Regions from separate parts of the Homo sapiens genome. Here region 2 is linked to region 1. Evidence: chromatin loops called from intact Hi-C (ENCODE). Cell type or tissue: Caco-2. All regions are shown on one strand. Each heading gives the region's core, and the rest is flanking DNA. Links, peaks and the distances in the headings are about the cores only. Region 1 overlaps CELSR1 (cadherin EGF LAG seven-pass G-type receptor 1). Region 2 overlaps CELSR1 (cadherin EGF LAG seven-pass G-type receptor 1).

Region 1 (10,119 bases), core at 2,497-6,496:
GAAGATGTGGCCCCAAGGCAGCTTCACACCCAGTGCTCTGGGCGGGGCGGGGGGGCAGCTTCACACCCAGTGCTCGGGGTTGGGGGGGCAGCTTCACACCCAGTGCTCTGGGGTGGGGGGGGCAGCTTCACGCCCAGCGCTCTGGGAGGGGCAGCTTCGTGCCCAGTGCTCTGGGAGAGGCTGCCCCAGCCAGTGCTCCCAAAGCTGCCGCCAGCTGGGAGAGGATGGCAGGCTCCCCTCTGGGTCCCGGGAGGCTGAACCAGCCAAATGGGAGAATGGGGAGATGGGGGAGAAGGGGGAGATGGGGGAGATGGGGGAGAAGGGGGAGATGGGGGAGATGGGGGAGATGGGAGCAATGGGAGCAATAGGAGCAATGGGAGGGTCCCACCACCCTGACCCCACCCCCAACCGGCCTGCTCTGGACACACTGTCTAATCCTCAGCAGCCATCCCATCAGTCCACCCTACCAGGGGGTCCCAGGGAGATACCCTTTAACAGACACAGAAGCGTAGGAGGAGAACGAGGGCCCCCGCCTCAACCCCAGGCTTAAGGCCACTTTGCTCAGGCACTGGGTCACGGCACCCTAAGGGTGCCCCTGCTGACACATCAGCCTCGAAGGGCCAGCCACCCTCCAGAAACAACGCCCCCGAGGTGGGGAGGGCCCCAAGTCAGCATCGCATCTGTCAGATACGGAACAGAGCAGGAACCGAAGCAGGGAACGCAGGCTCAAGTTATGCCAGAGACAGGCCCTTTGCCTCAGACTGTGGCCTCGGTCAGGAAAGGAGGCGCGAGCGTGTGGCTGGAGAACTCTACACCAAACACCCTGGTTTCCTGAGTGGAAATCACACTGGCTCAGGAAAAGGAAGGGGGTGAGAAGGTTGGTTGGCTGGATGGCTGCTTCAAGTAATGCGAAAAGTAAACCCACGAAACCACCTTTTGAAAACAAAGTGCGAGGGCTGTGCCATCCTGGCTGCAGCAGGGTCGTACCTGCTTCCCTAACCAATGTACCACCTTTTCCAGAAATAGAACAAAGACAAAAGCGGATGCATAATAAATCATTTCAGCCTGCCAGCGCTCTGAGAGATGAAAAACCTCGCCCAGAGATAGGATTGTGGGTTTACAAAAAAACCATAAAGCCCAGGCACTCTGCCAAGCCCCTAGAACGCTGCCGGGTCGCCCTTTCCTTCTCCATGCTCAGCCGTGCGTGGCTGCCGGGACAGCGCTCACTCCGGCAGGCGACGAGTCAGTGTGGGAACCCAGGGGCCGCCTCAGTTTCGCTGGGGTGTTGAGTTGCAGGGAGTGGCCTGCACCGACTCCCCTCTCCCCCATTCACGCCACTCAAAAGCACACTAGAGGGGTTTTGAGATGAAATCCGCACACTTCTCAGAGCCTTCCCAGACCAATGCGCGGATGAGAACGTGCCCATTGCGGGGATGCGCCCGGCTGCGGATGTGAAGAAACCCCTCCGCAGGAGCAGCGACCCTGCCATATGGGCCCCGCACACGGAGCCCCCGCCAGCCCGGGGCCTCGGCCTCGGGAAGCACCTGGGAGGCGGCGGGGAAGGTTGGCCCTGGCTGGTCTGACACACGCCTCGGGGCTCGTCCTTCATGGGCCAGGCCTGGTGCTCCACCTACCACTGCTGGGAAGCCATGGAGGCTTCTCAAGGGTGACCTGCGAGGTGGGGGTGCCTGCCTTCCCTCTTGAGGTAAGAGGGGTCTGGTCCCACCGCTTGCCGTAAAAAAGGAGGAGCAGCTCAGGTCTGCACGTGGCCCTGAGCAGCTCGCCGGAAGGTTCCAGCCTGGTCTTTTTATTCCGTTTCCCTTCCCAGGGCCGGTCCAGCCCCACAGACACCGTCTCCACCCACGAGTTGGAGGCGGCCTCCCTGGCTCATGCGCCACACCTTCCTTGGCCTCTGCAGGTGTCCCATCTCACCCAGACCCTGCCTCTCAATGGGTGGTACCTTCAACTACTCATTCTCCCTTCTGGAGACGTCAAACTCCCCTGACTCCTCCTTCCTGCCTGCTCCATAACCGGTTGGTCCTGTCCCTCCTTTCTCCCCGTGCCCAGTGCCCTGGCTTCAGTTCTGGGTCTCCACCCCACCTCCCAGGCCTGCGCATTATCAGACTGCTCTGATCTTCTGCCCGTCGTCCACCTGCTGCCAGGCTCTTTTTTTTTTTTTTTTTTTTTTGAGACAGGGTCTCACTCTATTGTCCAGGCCAGAGTGCAGTGGCACCATCTCAGCTCACTGCAACCTCTGCCTCCCGGGTTCAAGCGATTCTCATGTTTCAGCCTCCCAAGTAGCTGGGATTACAGGTGCGTACCACTATGCCCAGCTAATCTTTGTATTTTTAGTAAAGACAGGGTTTCACCATGTTGGCCAGGTTGGCCTCGAACTCCTTGACCTCAAGTGATCTGCCTGCCTCGGCCTCCTAAAGTGCTGGGATTACAGGCATGAACCAACGTGCCCAGCCTAATTGTTTCTCATAACGTGCCTGTAGACTATTTTAGATTTTTTCTATGAGATCCTTCATGTTACCTAATAATGACAGCTTTGTTTCTTCCTTTCTGATCTCTATGCTTTTGTTTTCCTTATTCATTGCACTGGCAAGGCCACCCTGCACCACAGTGGTGAACGTGAGTGGGTTCCTGATGTTACAGGGGATGCCTCCAGTATCTTCCCATTGTTATTTATTGCAACTGCAGGTTTTCTGTAGATGTCTTCATTAGATTAAAGTTTCCCCTAGTCCTAGTCTGTTCAAAGGTTTTTCTTTCTTTCTAATCATTAATGAGCATAACATTTATCAAAATTCTTTTGTACATTCATTTCTGAGAAAAATAATATTTTTCCCTTAAATGTACTGGTGAGGTAAATGGCATTCATAGATTTTTAAAATGTTAAACCATCCTTGCATTCCTAAGATAAACCCAACCTGGCCGTGGTTTTTATACTGCAATGCAAATTCTCTAACGGTGAGAGGACTATTTAGTCTTTCTACATCTTAAATCATTTTGTTTTGTTTTGAGACAGTCTCGCTCTATTGCCCAGGCTGGAGTGCAGTGGCTCCATCTCTGCTCACTGCAACCTCTGCCTCCCAGGCTCAAGCAATTCTCCTGCCTCAGCCTCCTGAGTAGCTGGGATTACAGGTGCCCGGCACCACGCCCAGCTAATTTTTGTATTTTTAGTAGAGATTGGGTTTTACCATGTTGGCAAGGCTGGTCTTCCTGACCTCAAGTGATCTGCCTGCCTCAGCCTCCCAAAGGGATCCTGGTGGGATTACACGCATGAGCCACTGCCCTTAAATCACTTTTGACAAGAGTTGTATTTTCCTGGGGATGTACACAAGAATCACTTGAACCTGGGAGGTGGAAGTTGCAGTGAGCTGAGATTGTGCCATCTCACTCCAGCCTGGATTGACAGAGCGAGACTCTCAAAAAAAAAAAAAAAGAAAGAAAGAAAGAAAGGGCCCCCCATCTCCCAATAGAGTCAAAGTGCTTGGGCCTGCCAGTGAATCCCACATCTCCACCCACAGCCTGTGACCAGGCACGTTCCTGAAAGGGCATCTGTGAAGCAGAGGTGGGGGTGGTGAGGAGGAGCTAGCCAGGGTGCTTGGAGTGGCCAGGACAGGACTATGGTAGCTGCTCCAAGCTGCGGCCCAGACAGTGGGGAGGGGAGCAGAGTGGCCATACCGGGTTTTCCGTCTGGTTGATCCCAATCACGAACACCAGCTGAGAGAGGAAGAGCGCCACGGCGAGGTGCTTGTGAATGCTGTGCAGGTTGGAGCGCAGCATGCGGACCAGGCTCAGGAGGACGAAGGCCACCAGCAGGGCTGCCAGTGACAAGGACACAGCGGCATAGGTGACAATCTTCAGAGGCAGGACCTCCCCGTTCTATGGGCAGGAGGGTTAAAGGCAGGAGAGAAGGTAAGGGCCGAGGCTCAGATCTGGTCATTGCATAACAGAGATAAATTACACACTTGCTTATGAAACGATCAAGGCTGGCAGGATCAGGCTGGGCTGGGGAGGCCGAGTGCTCATGGCTCTGGGCCTGGAACTGCCCCTCCTGAGGCTCCTTCAATGCCCTGGGCCCTGGGCATCCCTGGGGCCTGCGGCAGCACGCCAGGCTCCCTCCACTGGCTTGGGGGCCGTTCAGAGACCTCTGGCTTTGGGGCGCCCAGGCCATGGGAGCCTCGGACTCTCACTCCAGCCTCCTTTCTTCTGCCTCAATTTCAGCTTCCTTGGCCCACATGTCACCTGGCATCCTGGCCATGAGACAAGCCCCAACCCCGCCCACATATGAACAAACTCCACTAATCACTGACCCCGTCTCCAGGCTGGGTCCTGCTGGGGAGTGACATTTGCCCATGAGACAGGGGCAGAGGCGGGTCAGCTTCACCTGCATATTGCACAAGAGGCCGCTGCCCTCCTCCAGCCCCGCCTGAGGGCTGACTCACCCTTCCAAGAATGTGACAGAAACCAGGGCCACTTCACATCAAAAAGCCCTCGGAAAGGACAGTGGCCTGGGCCCTTGAGCCACAGTGCAACCCCGGGGAGGGGCCGGGGGAGGCTACCCAGGCCCCTGGTTCTGACTCCTAGACCCCAGGGTCCCACACAGGCCATGGCCAGGCTGGCTCCCACCTCCCTCCTGTCTGGATAACGGGAGGCCAGGACAGCGCTCGGGCCATTCCCCAATTCATCTGCAGCCCACAATGGCCGGCTCACATTCCCAGGCCGCTTAAAATGCCAGAGGTTAAACATTAGCCGCCCAGCCTTTTGTCCTGCTGCCCTGCGTGTGGCCCCGAGGGAGAGCGCCCAGCAGCTGTCACCTCCCTTAGGATCAAAGCAGGTGGGGAGCGGCACCGTCCAACAGACCCGCACTGAAGTGAGGGGCAGGTTCCGAGAGCTCCTCGGAGCCTGAGCTTTGGGTCTGCCATTCCGGGGTTTAATACATAACCAGGGCTCTCTGAAAACCCTTATAATGGGGCTTTGTTATGGAAATCCTCAGACTCTGGCCAATCCTCGAATATGTGTTTTAATCGGTTGATTTGTTTTGTTCCAAGCACTTAGAATGGAAGATTTAGTTTGAGGAGGGGACAGATTTGGGGGCAGGCTCAGCAGGTTTGAGGACGGGCAGGTTTGGCGGGGAGGTGCAGGTTTGGGGGGGAGGGGCAGGTTTGGCGGTAGGCCCAGAGGGCACAGTGGCCACGGGAGGATGCCCACCTCACGCCTGGAGATATCCATGAGCACCGCAAAGCTGGCTGTGTGGCTGCACTGGCAGGCGACATGTGTCCGGTTCCTGGACAGGAGCTCGCAGCCCCGGGCAGACCACCCTCCCGTCCCACCAACGCTGCGGAGAGGACAGAGAAGGGGCAGGGGTAAGACGGTTCCCTCTGCCCATGAGTCTGTAAAGGGCAGCCTTTGCCCAGCCCTGGGGGCTCCCAGGCCATCCTGGCCAAACCAAACAGCAGGTGCCGTGAGTGCTGAAAGCCCAGCGCCCTCGCAGGCTGCTCCCCACCGTGTTCCTCACCAGCCCCCTACACCGAAGACAAGAGCCACCTGGCTGTAAGAAGAGCAGCCTCACTGCCGCGGAGGCAGGACCATGGGAACAGTCTCCCTTCCCTTCTGTGTCTGGTCAGGGCCTCCAAGGAGCACCCTCTGAAGTTCAAGTTCTACGTGCCATCTAGCAGCAAAACTCAAATGGGGCTGTCTCGCGTCCGCCCCGCTGCTGGAACCACTGCCCGGGGTTCACACAGCTGCGATGCGGTCCCGTCTCCTTCTGAGGGCAGACGCTCTCAGAAAGGACATCTCACCTTCCTCTGACACTTTCATCTTCAGATTGCACAATGTTTTATGGGAACTGCCCAGAAGCCAGGGCCCCATTATGACTCCCGTTTTACTGATGGGAAGCCCCAAATAACAAGGTGTTATAAGGTGTGTCTCAGCTTCAGACAGGGCCCTGCCCTCGCAGACTCTGGGAAAAATCACATAACCTCTCAGATCCTTACTTTGCTAATCTGTAAAATGGGATGTTAGCATTAATATGTTTGGCACAAACTTTACAATCTGGGAATAATAAGTGCAACATAAAGCAGAGAGCAGGTCATTAGAGCTGGAGCTAATTGCCAGGACGCAGATGAATGCCCAAGACAGACAGCCGGGCCTGACGTCCGTCGTGGTGGAATGGGTTCCTTTCTTCTCTCTTTTATAAGCCAAGCGCCTACTACATTCCAGGTGCCATGCTGGTTGCTTATTAACTAGAACTTGGAAAGCACAGAAGCAGGAGAAGAATGAGGCTGGGCTAACCGGGCTCGCTCACCATAGCGCCACCCCCAGCACAGCCCCCACTCACGGCTCCTCACTGTGCCCAGGGCAACTGTGATGGGGGCAGCGTTCCTGCTGCACAGACGTCCCCAGATGCACAACGCTCCGCAGATTCAAGCCTGACTCCTGCATGGCGTCTCCCCTTCCCGGCACTCCCTCCCGGTGTGTGGGGAGGCAGTGGGTCTTCCCCTCCCTGACTGTGCTCCCATCCCGGCAACAGGGCCCTTCCCACCACACCCCCGTTCCAGTGCCTTCTTCTAAACAGAGACAGCAAAAGTGAAAACCAACCAGCAGAGAAAAGGCAAGCTCCCTGTAACGATAGAGCAACTCAAATGTCCACACCTCACGTGAACTCTGCAGCTAAAAAGCAAAACCAAAGCACAAACACTACTGGCTCCCAGCAGACGGGAGCCACACTGTGGTGCTGAATCCAGTCTCACGTGTGGGTGAGAATCACTCATTTTGCATTTTTCTAACGACGAAACGCCTTTCCCTCGCTTGCATGGATGCTAGAACACAGATTCTCGCGCACAGATTCTCCTGCGTTCGCCACTCTGTGACTCTCTGACGCTGCTTCTGAAACGGGCCAGATAAACTGTGCTGCGGCCAGGTGTGGCCTCTTGGGGGTGAAGCCAGTCCCCACAGCTAGACTGTGTCAGCCTCTCGGGCAAGACCGTCAGCAGATGGGCTCTTAGGCCAGTCTCTGGGTTCTGTCTCCCGTGTGTGACCGGAATGGGCCTGTCTTATCCGGCGGTGAACTGGGCACTACACTAGTGTTGGCCGCTGCATGTCGGGAGTCCCGCAGGTGAGGGGTCCCCTTCCTGGGTGTCAGCCTTGAGGGATCTCTCTGTGCGCCTGCACATCTGTATCTCCACGTGCAGGTCTGTGTGCATCTGTGTGTGGACATCTAGGGGAGGACTCTGATATTCCCACAGAAGCAGAGCAGGAGGCTCACTGCCCCCACGGGGGACTTAAAGGGGAAACACAGACCACAAGAGACCGTCCTCTTGGGGCGCTCTGCCACTGAGCCCCCGACCCTGCGGGGGCACTCTGCCTTGGCAAAGCCCTCACATGGGGCTCCTGGCGTCACACTTACGCCAGGGAGTGGTTCCAGAACACGCAGACAGGCTTGGTTCGCTCCTCCACCTCCAGCAGGGCGAACTCCACCAGGACGGGCCTCTCCAGGGGTCTCGGGAGCGGAGCCCCCTCGCTGTACACCAGCGTGCTCACCATCGGGGTATTAATGATGGGCCGGTGAGGCAACCTGAGGTCAAGAAGCCAGAGCATGGGGACAAACACGGTGAGGAAACATCTGCTTAAATCCCGCGCACAAATGCCCTGAGGACACGCCATGATGTGTTTCTAGGGGAGACAGAATCACACTCCGAGAGCTCGGACCCACGGACCCCACAGTATCTTCATCCCTAGAGCAGGTTTTATCACTGACAGGGCACACAGAGAGAGGTGTCACCTTTGGGTCAAATTGGGACTTCAGAAATTTAAAAAGAAAGAGAAGGCACAGGTGCAAAGATGTCACAGCCCATAATAGCTAATGGCAGAATCACAGGGGATGGTTTCAGTGTCCAGCAAAAGACACCAAAATAATGGCAGCTCATGGGGATGAATCACCCAGTCACTGAGAACCACGTGAACACGAGGATCCCAGAGCCAGGGAAGTATCTGGGAAATGGCAGGAAGAAGGAGGGCGGAGCCTTGGGCTGCTCCCACCGAGCAGGTTGCAAAGCTGCTTCTGGGACATTCATCCTTTCCAGCCAGGACTAGCTGAGCAGACCTAACCCCGGGGCCAGCAGCAGGCACTACCCATGACAGCCTTGGGCCAGGTGTGTGGGGACAGAATGGGGTCCCTCTGGGCACAAGATGGGGTGTATGCTGGGGAGGGGGCATTTCTGGCACAAACACCAGGATGAGCCCAGGCAAAGGGTGTGCAATGTTCCAGGGTGTGGTATCCTGTGGCAGACCCAGAATCTCCCTCCAAGGACCACCACAAGGCAATGGTCTCTGTCTCTGGGCCAGGGTCACGGTGAAATGTCACTGTGAAGACCTGTGCTTGATCAGGATCAGGATTTTGACCTGTGGAAGCCTCAGGAGCCTCCAGAACGGGCCCTCCCCGTGTGCCCCGTGCCCAGGCCTTACCGGAGGCTGCGACGGTCGGGGTCGTAGCGCTCGGGCAGGAGCTGCCCCAGGGTGCGGTAAATGATGACCAGAGCGACGGCGAACTGGCCAGCGTCATCAGGGTGTCGCCTCCGCCTGCTGATCGGGGCCTCCCTCTCGGTGCCAGGCCCCGGGCGCGTGGTCTGCGGGGTGGTCCTCCGGCCAGCCGGCCTCAGCAGGGGGCCTTCTGCAATGTGAGCAGAAGGTGAGGACTCTGGCAGGAGCACCTGTGTTCCCCAAGACTGCCGTCAGTGCCAGCAGGTGCTTCTCAAAAACCAACAGATGTCCCACAGAAAACAGTACCGTGGGTCCCCAAAAAATCAAAAACAGGACTTATCACATGACCCTGCAAGCCCACTTCTGGGTATACACCCCAAGGAACTGAAGGCGGGGACCCAGATACTTCTATTTTTATTTATTTATTTATTTTTTGAGACAGAGTCTTGCTCTGTCGCCCAGGCTGGAGTGCAGTGGCGCCATCTCGGCTCACTGCAAGCTCCGCCTCCCGGGTTCACGCCATTCTCCTGCCTCAGCCTCCCGAGTAGCTGGGATTACAGGTGCCCGCCACCACGCCTGGCTAATTTTTGTATTTTTAGTAGAGACAGAGTTTCACCTTGTTAGCCAGGATGGTCTCGATCTCCTGACCTCATGATCCGCCCGCCTCGGCCTCCCAAAGTGCTGGGATTACAGCCGTGAGCCACCGCGCCCGGCCTGGACCCAGATACTTCTATGCCCATGTTCACAGCAGCACCATTCACACAGGCCAAAAGGTGGAAACAACTCAGGCATGGGTCAACAGGTGAGTGGATAAGCAACACGCGCTCCATCCGCACAATGGAATATTACTCAGCCTTCAAAAGGAGGGGAAGTCTGACAGTTGCTGCGGCGCAGGTGAACCTAGCGGACATTAGGCTCGGTGAAATAAGCCAATCACAAAAGGACAAATATCGTGTGACTCCTCTTACAGGAGGTCCCTAGAGGAGTCAAATTCAAAGACAGAAAGAACGGTAGGCACCAGGGGCTGGGGAGGAGAGTTAGTGTTTCGTGGGCTAGAGTTTCAGATCTGCAGGCTGGAAAGAGTTCTGGAGATGGACTGTTTAAACATGAATGTATCTGATGCAGTTTGGATGTGTGGCCCCTCCAAATCTCATGTTGAAATGTGATCAGGGTTGAAAATCGGCCTGGTCGGAGGTGTCTGGGTCATGGGTGTGGATCCCCCAGGAATGGCTTGGTGCCCCGCCCTTGGTAATGAGCGAGTTCTCACTCTATTAGTTCCAGAGAGAGCTGGCTGCAATGGAGAGTCAGGGACCTCGTCCTCTTAGTTTCAAGCATGACCCCACATCAGAGTCACCCCTCTTTTTAAGACACATGAGATAACATCATATACCTGACAAAATCCATTTACTAACAACATTTCCAATTTTAAACTGTCCATTACAGAGTTTACCTTTTCACGTCCTTTTTATTTGGGGAAGGTTTTAGTAATTGTCATGGATCTGTAAAAAAGCACCTTAAGAAAATTCAAAATGTTCAAACTGTTTTGAATCATAATCTCAACCCAGGATTGAAGATTTGTTCATACACAGACAGCATTCTGGCTTTTTTGTTGTTGTTTTTTTGCGGGAAGGG
Region 2 (10,119 bases), core at 4,060-8,059, 150 kb after region 1:
ACAGTCAGATCTCCAGGCTGGATCTCTGCTTTTCCATTCCCCAACCTACAGAAGGGTGAGAGGCAGCAGGGAAGGGGCCCCAGGGGATGGCCATTCCACCTTCGGAGGTCCAGAGGGGGCCAGGCAGACCCAGCGTCAGGCAATCTGAACGGGGCAGTGAGTGGAGAACAGCCCAGGCCTCATCTCTGGTGAAATCTCAGGCCGTCTCCAATGCTGGGAGAACACCTGCTCAGCGGGCCCATGCCCAGCATCACAACACATCAAAGGACAGCCCCTGGGGCCTTGGCCGACAGCGGAACTGCAGGGCAGCTGAACAACTTCATTCTGATGATGAAAACCGCCCTGCAACAATCAACTCACTGACAAATGGTTATTGCCCTGCAAGAGCATTCTTATCTCCGAATGCTAACAGGGCATGTGATTTTATTTGAATTAGTTGCTGTTAGTTTACTTTAACCAAGTGTCATTTAGATTAGATATGAACAAAAATCCTAAAAAATATTTAAAAGAAGATACAAAACTGTGAATAAAAACAGACTATTAAGAAAGAAAAATCTTAGCCTGGTGCAGTGGCTGATGCCTGTAATCCCAGCACTTTGGGAGGCCAAGGCGGACGGTTCAGCTGAGGTCAGGAGCTCGAGACCAGCCTGGCCAAAGTGGTGAAACCCCATCTCTACTAAAAATACAAAAATTAGCTGGGTGTGGTAGCGGGCACCTGTAGTCCAGATACCCAAGGGGCAGAGGCACGAGAATCGCTTGAACTTGTGAGGCGGAGGTTGCAGTGGGCTGAGATTGCACCACTGCACTCCAGCCTGGGTGCCAGAGTGAGACTCTGTCTCAAATAAATAAATAAATAAATAAATAAATAAATAAAATAAAAAGAAAGAAAAATCTTGATGGGTGGATGGATAGTTGGAAGGAGGGAGGGAGGGAAGAATACAGGGCAGGAGAAAGGCGACTCCCCGGCTAGTACAATGCAGCTTCTCTGAGCTGGAAGGCCCCTCAACAGGTGCGTCAGCCCCTGCTCTGAGCAGGCTCCTCATCTGGTATCTCCCTCCCCAGGCTCCCCAAATAAGAGCCTCCAGCTCTGACCAGTGACATGCCTGCCTCCCTGCACCTGGTGCCCACCAGTCCTTCACTCTACAGCTTCTTGTGACAGCTCTACCATAAGAGACCCCACAAGGACCCAGAGAAGGCTCCAAGGAGCCCCTTCTCCAGCCTCAGCCCCTCCCACAGTCCTGCAGCACGGCTGCCACTGTCGCCCACCCCCACAATCAGGCACCATGTGCAGGTAACTCTCAGCCGTCCCGTTTCAGGCAACGCAGTCACTTGCACTGAGCTTCCGTCCTCAGAAACCTCCAGCTCTGTGCCCCAGGGCCTCGCCACTGACAGACAGAGGGGACCGAAGATGGCTGTCAGCACCACGATTAGAGCACACAGACCCCAGAGTCTGCGCCTGGCTCTTCCTGTCGCTACAAGCTCTCTAGCCTCAGTTTCTCTGCCCTTACCATGGGGATCCTGTAAGATTTCACTGAGACGATGCAGGCACAGACTGAACAGGCACCGCGGTGGTGGGAAGCACACAGACCCAGGCGGTCCCGCGCCCACTTCTCAATCACCCCTGCTCTGGGCCAGCCTCCTTGCTACATGATTCCCCTCTTACAGGCCTGCCCCCTGTGCTTGGGACACGCGTAAGCCTCCAAACAAGGCCCGCAGCTCTGAGGGACACATCCTGTCCCCTGCACAATCCCCATGACAACTGGAAGGGGCGAAGTCGGTGTGTCGGGCGGCTGGAAGGAAAGGTGTTACCCCACACGATGACCTTGAAAACGGCCCCCACCCCCGTTGTGTGCGTGTGTGTGTGTGTGTGTGTGTGTGTGTGTCTGTCTGTCTGTGTGTTTTGTTTGCTTTTTAAGAGCCCCTGGCCTTCATCCAGGACAAGAGAACAGGCGCTAGAGGGATGACCCCACTAAAAGGCTGCTGTGGGGCTTTTCCCAGCTATGGAATGTTCACGCCCAAAAGGGGGACCTGATTACTAAGGTATCCACAAGTCCTTACCCGAAGCAAAAGCCTAAGAATTCAGTCACTGGTGTTTTCCTGAAAAATGCCCATCCCTTCACCAGGGCGAGTCCCTCAGCACGTGTGGGAGGAAACGAAAACGGCTCCTGGGGGCTGTCCGTGCTTCTGCGCAGCTCCCCTTGTACCCCAAGTAAAGGCACTGGGCCCTCCACCTGGCAGGCAGCCCCCTCCCCTCACCCCTCCGAGGGTCCCCTCCGGCTCATTCCAGAAATAATCCACACCGCCTACCAGGCCCCAGGTCCACAGGCTTCAGGACAGGGAAGCCCAGGGGCCTCCAAGAGGAGCGGCCACTACTGCAAGACTGGCCTCTGGACCCTCATGGCTTGAACTTCCACCTGAATTTCCTCCCAAAACAAGCAAGAGGAAGGCTGGGTCACTGAATTAAAGAGGGTCGTTTACGGCTGGGCGTGGTGGCTCACGCCTATAATCCCAACACTTTGGGAGGCCGAAGCGGGCAGATCACCTGAGGTCGGGAGTTCAAGACCAGCCTGACCAACACGGAGAAAGCCCCATGTCTACTAAAAATACAAAATTAGCCGGGTGTGGTGGTGCGCGCCTGTCATCTCCGCTACTCGGGAGGCTGAGGCAGGACAATCGCTTGAACCCAGGGGACAGAGGTTGCAGTGAGCTGAGATCGCACCATTGCACTCCAGCCTGGGCAACAAAAGCAAAACTCTGTCTCAAAAAAAAAAAAAAGAGGGTTGTTTACTACAACCCCTCCCAGCATTAAGGAATTTCATTCTAGGGAATTTGGGGCATTTATATGAACCCGTGTGTTCAGGTTACAGGAAAAGAAGAAAAAATTAGAAAACGATTTCCCCCAAGGCTGTGAACTGAAGAAATCACACCAAACTCAGGACTGCTTTCTACATGCTGCACCCAGAAGATAACATCTAATTCTGTTTGAATCCAAGTGCTGGCAGGGATGAGCCCCGTGGCACCGGGCCACAGGCCACACCCCAGCTAAGGTGGCCGCTGCCAGGGGCCCCAGACCCCATCTACCCACCTATCCCCTTCCTCAACAGGTTCTGCTATCGGGTTTCAAAATGTGCAGGCACAGGCACCAGCCCAAACCCAAGGGGACCCTTCAGCAGCGACACTGGGGCCAGCGTGGGGTTCTGGCACGCCCAGCAACATGGGCCCGCTCCAGGCGTGGCCAGCACCGCCCCTCCTGCCGGCTCCTGCCCAGGGCTTTGGGAACTTGCCCGGAGTTTCACCTGCCTGCTACTTCACCTAGACTTTTAAAAATGGTCTCTCAACACCCTGGTCGGTACATGGGGCCAGACATAGACCTCTTGTCCCCGGGCAGCTGGTGCTGAGGTGGGCGCCCTGCCCTGGTGAGTCCATGTCCCGTGGACCTGTGGCCCCTTCCATTCTCCCAGGCCCCTTTTTCCCGTCCGCCTCCTGCTCCTCCATTCCCTCCAGGTCTGATGACTCAGAGAGAGGCAGAAGTTACTGTCCTGGCAAACCCGTCTACGAAGCTTGGCCACAGTAGCCCTTTGGGAGACAATGAGGAAGACCTGACACTGCCCACTCCCAAAGCCCCTGAGACGGGCCAGTGCCACGCTAGGCTGCAGGACAGCTAGGTGCTGTGCGTAACCCGCCAACTCTGCTGGGCCTTTAGCTCAGCCTTGTGCAGGCCTGTCCCCATGACACCCTGCCTTCCCTCTGAGGCTGGGTCCTGTTCCCATCCCACTCATGCCAGCAACCTTGTCATTTGCTTCTCAGAGGCACCCCCAAACCACTCCACTCAGATCTCACAGAGGCCACCAAGGACCTGCCCTTGGCTAACCCATCACATCTCTGTCCCCAGGCTCTCCAACCGCCAGACGGCATCCATCACGGATGACCCCCTCGGAGACACTCGCCCTCCCTCAGCCTCCAGGGCCTGCACCCGTGGGCCCTCCCCTGCACGTGGTTATTCCTGCTCCAGCTCCCAAGCAGACTGTTCCCCACCCAGGAGGCTATTCGGGCCATGGCTCCTCAAGGCTGGGCCTGGGTCCCCTCCTAACTGCCAGCACCCTCACTTCTGTGTCCATAACCTGAGCTGGTCTCCCCAGTCTGGACCTGCACACACAATCAACTTCAGGACACTCTCAAAGACGCCCAGCCACACGGGGCCAAAAATGGCCTCACGTCTTCTCACCAAAGCCGATTCCCGGTAAGGACTCTGGCTCAGGGAACGAACCTCTCTCAGTTTCACTCTCATCCTCCCAGAGCCAGTTTTTTCTGGAAGGCACAGACAGGGAACATGCCTTAGGAGCTGCCCGGTCCAGGTTCAAATCCCACTGCTGCCATCACAAGCTGGTGCCCTGGGAGCCCTGTCCTTGGTTTGCTCATCTCTAGGATGGAGGTGGCGACGGTACTTTCCATACCACAGTGTGGCGGCTGGAAAACTGCAAGCGATGGGGCCTGCAGAGCCTGGGAGGGTTCCCGGCACATGGAGCACATCGGCTGAGATGTGTCTGACCATCTAAGCTGGCAAAGCCCTCCTCAGCCACCCCCATGCTGGAGCAAGCATGATGTCCCCAGCTTCCCTCCCCTCCACTCTCACCGCCCAGCAGCTGGGACATGGGACCCAGCTCTTGCCTAAATCCTCCCGAGGGGGCCCACCAAACCCTCCACAGTCAGCCCTCTCTCGACCCGGGGGATCCATCTGACTCCCGGTCTCCCTGCCCATCACACACTGCACACGTCCAGGGGGGTAGAGAAGAGTCCCAGCCCGCCCTTGCCTGCACCTGGTGTCACCACTCTACCCCTGAGCTCAGCCCCCTTGCTCATCGGATGGTCCATCTCCACCCAGCCGCAGAAGTCAGGACCACACTGGCTCTCCCGGCTTTCGCACACAGCAGGTGCTCAATAAACAAACCAACACTCCTTATTTCTGAGGCAGTGTTTCTCAAGGTATGAGCAAGCCACTGTCTCCAGACTTATCAGAGCTCTGAAATGGTTAACTCATTGCCAAAAGCACTGAACTCTCCTGGGAAGGTTTGACACTGGCAGAATCCTGCTTGGCCACTGAAGCAATTTAAGATGGTCCGACCCAGGCTGGGAGCGGTGGCTCACGCCTGTAATCCCAGCATTTTGGGAGGCTGAGGCGGGCGGATAGCCTGAGGTCAGGAGTTGGAGACCAGCCTGGCCAGCATGGTGAAACCCCATCTCTACAAAAATACAAAAATTAGCCAGGCATGATGGCGGGTACCTATAATCCCAGCTACTTGGGAAGCTGAGGCAGCTGAGGCAGGAGAATCACTTGAACCCGGGAGGCAGAGGTTGCAGTGAGCCAAATCATGCCATTGCACTCCAGCCTGGGAGACAGAGCAAGACTGTCTCAAAAAAAAAAAAAAAAAGGTCCGATCCTTCCCTACCCTGTGAGTTCCAGAAAAGCACGCTGCCATGCATCCAGACAATGCCTGAACAGTAGCCCGCCCCTACTTCCTTCTTTGCAATCGTCTGTTTAAAAGCCACTGCAATATCCTGTATTTAACTAGGCAAACACTTAGGGAAGCTTTATCAAGCCTAGACGACTTTATACCATCCACTCTCCACCAAAGTCAACGGCGAGAAGGTTACTCAATCCTGTTATTTCACCGAGTTTCAGTATTTTCTGACATGCCTGAATGACTCATCCGCCAATCATTCTCACCCACAAACGCCACTTTCCTACATCCATGGGTCTGCAACACACACAGCAGGAGAGGCAGGGACATCGCCTTTCTCCCAAGCTCCGCATTCTGCAACAAGAGGCCTACAGCCCTGCACCCACGGACACACACTCAAAGTGAATTAAAAATGACGTGGCCCGGCCACAGATGACTGGAGAAAAGAAATGTGGTACATATATACCATGGTGTACTATTCCACTATAAAAAAGAATGAGGCCAGACGCGGTGGCTCACGCCTGTAATCCCAGCACTTTGGGAGGCTGAGGCGGGCGGATCACGAGGTCAGGAGATCGAGGCCATCCTGGTTAACACGGTGAAACCCTGTCTCTACTAAAAATACAAAAAAATCAGCCGGGCGTGGTGGCGGGCGCCTGTAGTCCCAGCTACTCGGGAGGCTGAGGCAGGAGAACGGCGTGAACCCGGGAGGCGGAGCTTGCAGTGAGCTGAGATCGCGCCACTGCACTCCAGCCTGGGCGACAGAGCGAGACTCTGTCTCAAAATAAAATAAAATAAAATAAAATAAAATAAAAATAAAAAAGAATGAGATCCTGGGCCGGGCACAGTGGCTCACGCCTATAATCCCACCACTTTGGGAGGCCAAGGCAGGTGGATCACGAGGTCAGGAGATCGACACCATCTTGGCTAACACGGTGAAACCCCGTCTCTACTAAAAATACAAAAAAATTAGCTGGGTGTGGTGGCGGGTACCTGTAGTCCCAGCTACTCAGGAGGCTGAGGCAGGAGAATGGTGTGAACCCAGGAGGCGGAGCTTGCAGTGAGCCGAGATGGTGCCACTGCACTCCAGCCTGGGCAGCAGAGTGAGACTCCATTTCAAAAAAAAAAAAGAATGAGATCCTGTCATTTGCAACAACCTGGATGGAACTGGAGGTCATTATGTTAAGTGAAATAAGCCAGGCACAGAAAAACAAATATCCCACGTTCACACTTGCTTGTGAGATCTAAAAATCAAAGCAATTGAACTCATGGGGACAGAGAATAGAAGAATGGTTACCAGAAGCTGGGAAGGGGGTAGCAGGAGGAAGGTGGATGGTCAATGGGTACAAAAAAATAGCTAAAAAAATGAATAAGGCCAGGCACAGTGGCTCACGCCTGTAATCCCAGCCCTTTGGGAGGCCAAGGCAGGCAGATCACTTGAGGTCAGGAGTTCGAGACCAGCCTGGCCAACATGGTGAAACCTTGTCTCTAAGAAACATACAAAAATTAGCTGGGTGTGGTGGCGTGCACCTGTAATCCAATGTACTCAGGAGGCTGAGGTAGGATAATCACTTGAACCCAGGAGGTAGAGGTTGCAGTGAGCCGAGATCATGTCACTGCACTCTAGGCTGGGAGATACAGTGAGACTCCATCTCAAAAAAAAAAAAAGAATAAGACCTAGTATTTAGCCCAACAGTGAGACTACAGTCAATAATAATTTAATTGTACATTCAAAAATAACTAAAAGAGTATAATTGGACTGTTTATAACACAAAGGATAAATGCTTGAGGGGATGGAGACCCCATTCTCCATGATGTGATCATTACACATTGCATGCCTGTGCCAGAATATCTCATGTACCTCATAAATACATACATCTAACCAGGCACAGTGGCTCATGCCTATAATTTCAGCACTTTGGGAGGCCAAGGCAGATGGATCACTTGAGCTCAGAGGTTGGAGACCAGACTGAATAACATAGTGAGACCTTGTCTCTATTACAAATAATTAAAAAAAAAATCAGCCAGGTGTGGTGGTGCAATGAGCTGAGATCAAGGCTGACATGAATCGTGATCATGCCACTGCACTCCAGCTGGGGCAAGAGAGCAAGACCCTGTCTCATACACACACACACACATATATATATACACACACATAAATTTGTGTATATAATTTATATATAATTCATTATAACATATATTATATATTATATATAATTCATTATATATAAATTGTTTTTCAAAAATAAAAATAAAACAAAGAATGTCAATGTTTCTGAAAGACCACTGTCCAGAAAGAAGGCAGAGCACATTCAAGGCTTGAGTTGTCCACTGGGTCATCAGCCACGTTGCCCTGAAAAACGCAAACACAGCCTTTATACAAGCTCATAATAAAAAGTTCCTATCACAGAATTTAAAATCTCATTCAAAAACTATCGCAAAAAATGAACATCTTGTATCGCTGGATGTCATTCAAAACTGGCAGCTATTTGAATTTCACTATCTTCTGACTTCAAAAAATTTTCAAAAAATGTTTTCTCCTTGGTGGGCTACATAAAACCACCAACAACTATCTAGTCACAGTCACAGTGTTCAACCCCACGCCAGGCTAAATGAACTGCCCCCACCACGTGGGCCTTCCCAGGCCCTGCCCTCCGATGCGCTCCTCCCTCCTGGGCTCCTCTGCTGAAAGCTGGCAGCCCTTCCTGGAATGGCTCCCACTAAACGTAGTCGATGGCTGGCCTGTTGCATACAGCACCTCCAGGCTGGTCATATTGCATCAAAGGCTTTAGGGCATGGCTGTAAATCCTGGGGAAGCAACAACACTCCATTGAAAACAGTGGATGAGTTTGAAACCACCGCTTCCCCGCATTGTTCCTTAATAAAACCTCCAGATAATTCAAGGGCTGATCTTTTTGTTTGGTCTGTTTTCTATCCGGTGCTTTGCTGTCTGGAACCATAGATCTTATAGTCAATAGTGATTTACTTATTTGGAGCATTAAATCCTAGTCGAATGGTCTGAGATTTCTGCGCATCCTTTTATTTATTTATTTATTTATTTATTTATTTATTTATTTTGAGACAGTCTCACTCTGTCACCCAGGCTACAGTGCAGCAGTGGGATCTCGGCTCACTGCAACCTCCGCCTCCCAGATTCAAGCAATTTTCCTGCCTCAGCCTCCCGAGTAGCTGGGACTACAGGTGCTCGCCACCACACCAGGCTAATTTTTGTATTTTTAGCAAAGACAGAGTTTCACCATGTTGGCCAGGTTGGTCTTGAACTCCTGACCTCAGGTGATCCACCTGCCTCGGCCTCCCACAGTGCTGGGATTACAGGCATGAGCCACTGCGCCTGGTCATATGCCTGCTTTAAAGCACCCATTTGACCCTGGAATAATTCAGTTTAGCAACTAATTCGTCAAAAATGTTCTCCAAAGGAAGAGAGGGGAATGCGAAGAGCGGGCTGCTTTCTGCGGATCGTGGTTTAACGCCGAGTGCCCCCCACTGGCTGTGCAGTCCTGAGAAGGCCACTCAACACCCCAGGGCCTCAGTGTCTGCATCTGTAAAATGAGCAGCAGCATGACACCACTCAGCTCCCGGTTACCAGGGAAACACATGAGAGCGCAAATAAAAGAGTAAAGAAAACCGCCTGCTGGAACCCAGTCAAAGGTAACCACTGTCATCCGGGTGTGTGTTGGGGCGGTGGTGGTCTGGGGGGTGGTGTGGATGCATGAGGACACAGCACCTGATTTACACGAGAGTACGAGTGTGTCCACAAAGGAGCAGAGCCAATAACTGGATGACTGAGACTGGATGACTACATAGTGTGGAGCCCCCAGCCCATTTTCAACTGTGGTCTAAGCTGCGCCCCAGGTGAGACAGCTCTCAGGAACCAACCTCCTTGGAAGGGAATCCATCCTAAACCCTGCTGTCTGGCTAACAGCGGGGGGGCCCACATTACTGATACCACAGACACACAAAACATCCCTGCCCCCAGCATGGATCTGTTCCCACTATCTCGTCCCTCATTAAATCTAAACCCTATTATTGGGCCAAGTCATTTTTAAATAGGCCAAATTTCCCATTGTGCTTTATCTATAAGATAAAGTGGTATAGAAGAAAAACTTCCTAAGAATATCCATAACCCCGGTTAATTCGCCCTTAAGGGCCTATTCCATATTCTCTACACGTTTACAATCTCACAAACCTAAAATATTCACCGACAAATAGACTGTACTGCCAAAATTGTGCGGAAGGTTTGTATTATACCAAAACTGAACCTGTAAGTTTCACATCTTATAAGCAAACTGTAACTGGAAGCTGTTAGCTATCCAACCCTTCCTATATTACAGAATAACAGCCAACCTTGGAAACGAAACAAATCAGAAAGTTAACTTTTTAATTATTCCAGGGCTCCTGTGGCAAAGTTGTATCCTAATAACTCACTGTTTAAACAATTTCTCTGAAACACTGACTCAAACAGCCAGCCAATCTGAGCTCTTCTTGGCAGTAGTTTGGGCTTATAAATAAGGTCACCTGCCTGCACCAGCATCCTTGGATGCACGGTCAGGCAAACCTCAAAGAGCCACTGGGGGACCTTTACTGTTCCCCCAGGCCCCTCGAAGTTCTTCTCTCTCTTCTGTGTCTCCCAATTCCAACA

The links. A loop is a pair of places that touch in the nucleus more often than their neighbours do. Peaks named below come from ENCODE experiments on the same cell type or tissue, not always from the same donor. Only the 100,000 strongest peaks of a DNase experiment are listed, where the experiment ranks them.
Region 2: it touches region 1 in a loop (10-fold over the local background); 13 of 110 quality-filtered maps call a loop at or near these places.

Annotation. Positions count from the first base shown.
Region 1 is chr22:46,373,374-46,383,492 of GRCh38, forward strand. It overlaps CELSR1 (cadherin EGF LAG seven-pass G-type receptor 1), which reads right to left. Exons shown (of 35, transcript NM_001378328.1): 21 at 8,473-8,677; 22 at 7,415-7,582; 23 at 5,218-5,344; 24 at 3,688-3,888. Among named protein-coding and RNA genes, the nearest start is that of TRMU, 43 kb to the left of the region's middle. RefSeq lists enhancers at 3,609-4,808, 4,259-4,553, 8,219-8,718 and a silencer at 4,259-4,553. In Caco-2, for the core only: no CTCF peak of the experiment used is centred there; DNase peaks (open chromatin) are centred at 4,388, 4,788, 5,870 and 6,249; H3K4me3 peaks cover 182 bases.
Region 2 is chr22:46,522,689-46,532,807 of GRCh38, forward strand. All of the region lies in intron 1 of CELSR1 (cadherin EGF LAG seven-pass G-type receptor 1), which reads right to left. Among named protein-coding and RNA genes, the nearest start is that of CELSR1, 9.9 kb to the right of the region's middle. RefSeq lists enhancers at 214-714, 5,528-6,029. In Caco-2, for the core only: no CTCF peak of the experiment used is centred there; a DNase peak (open chromatin) is centred at 5,723.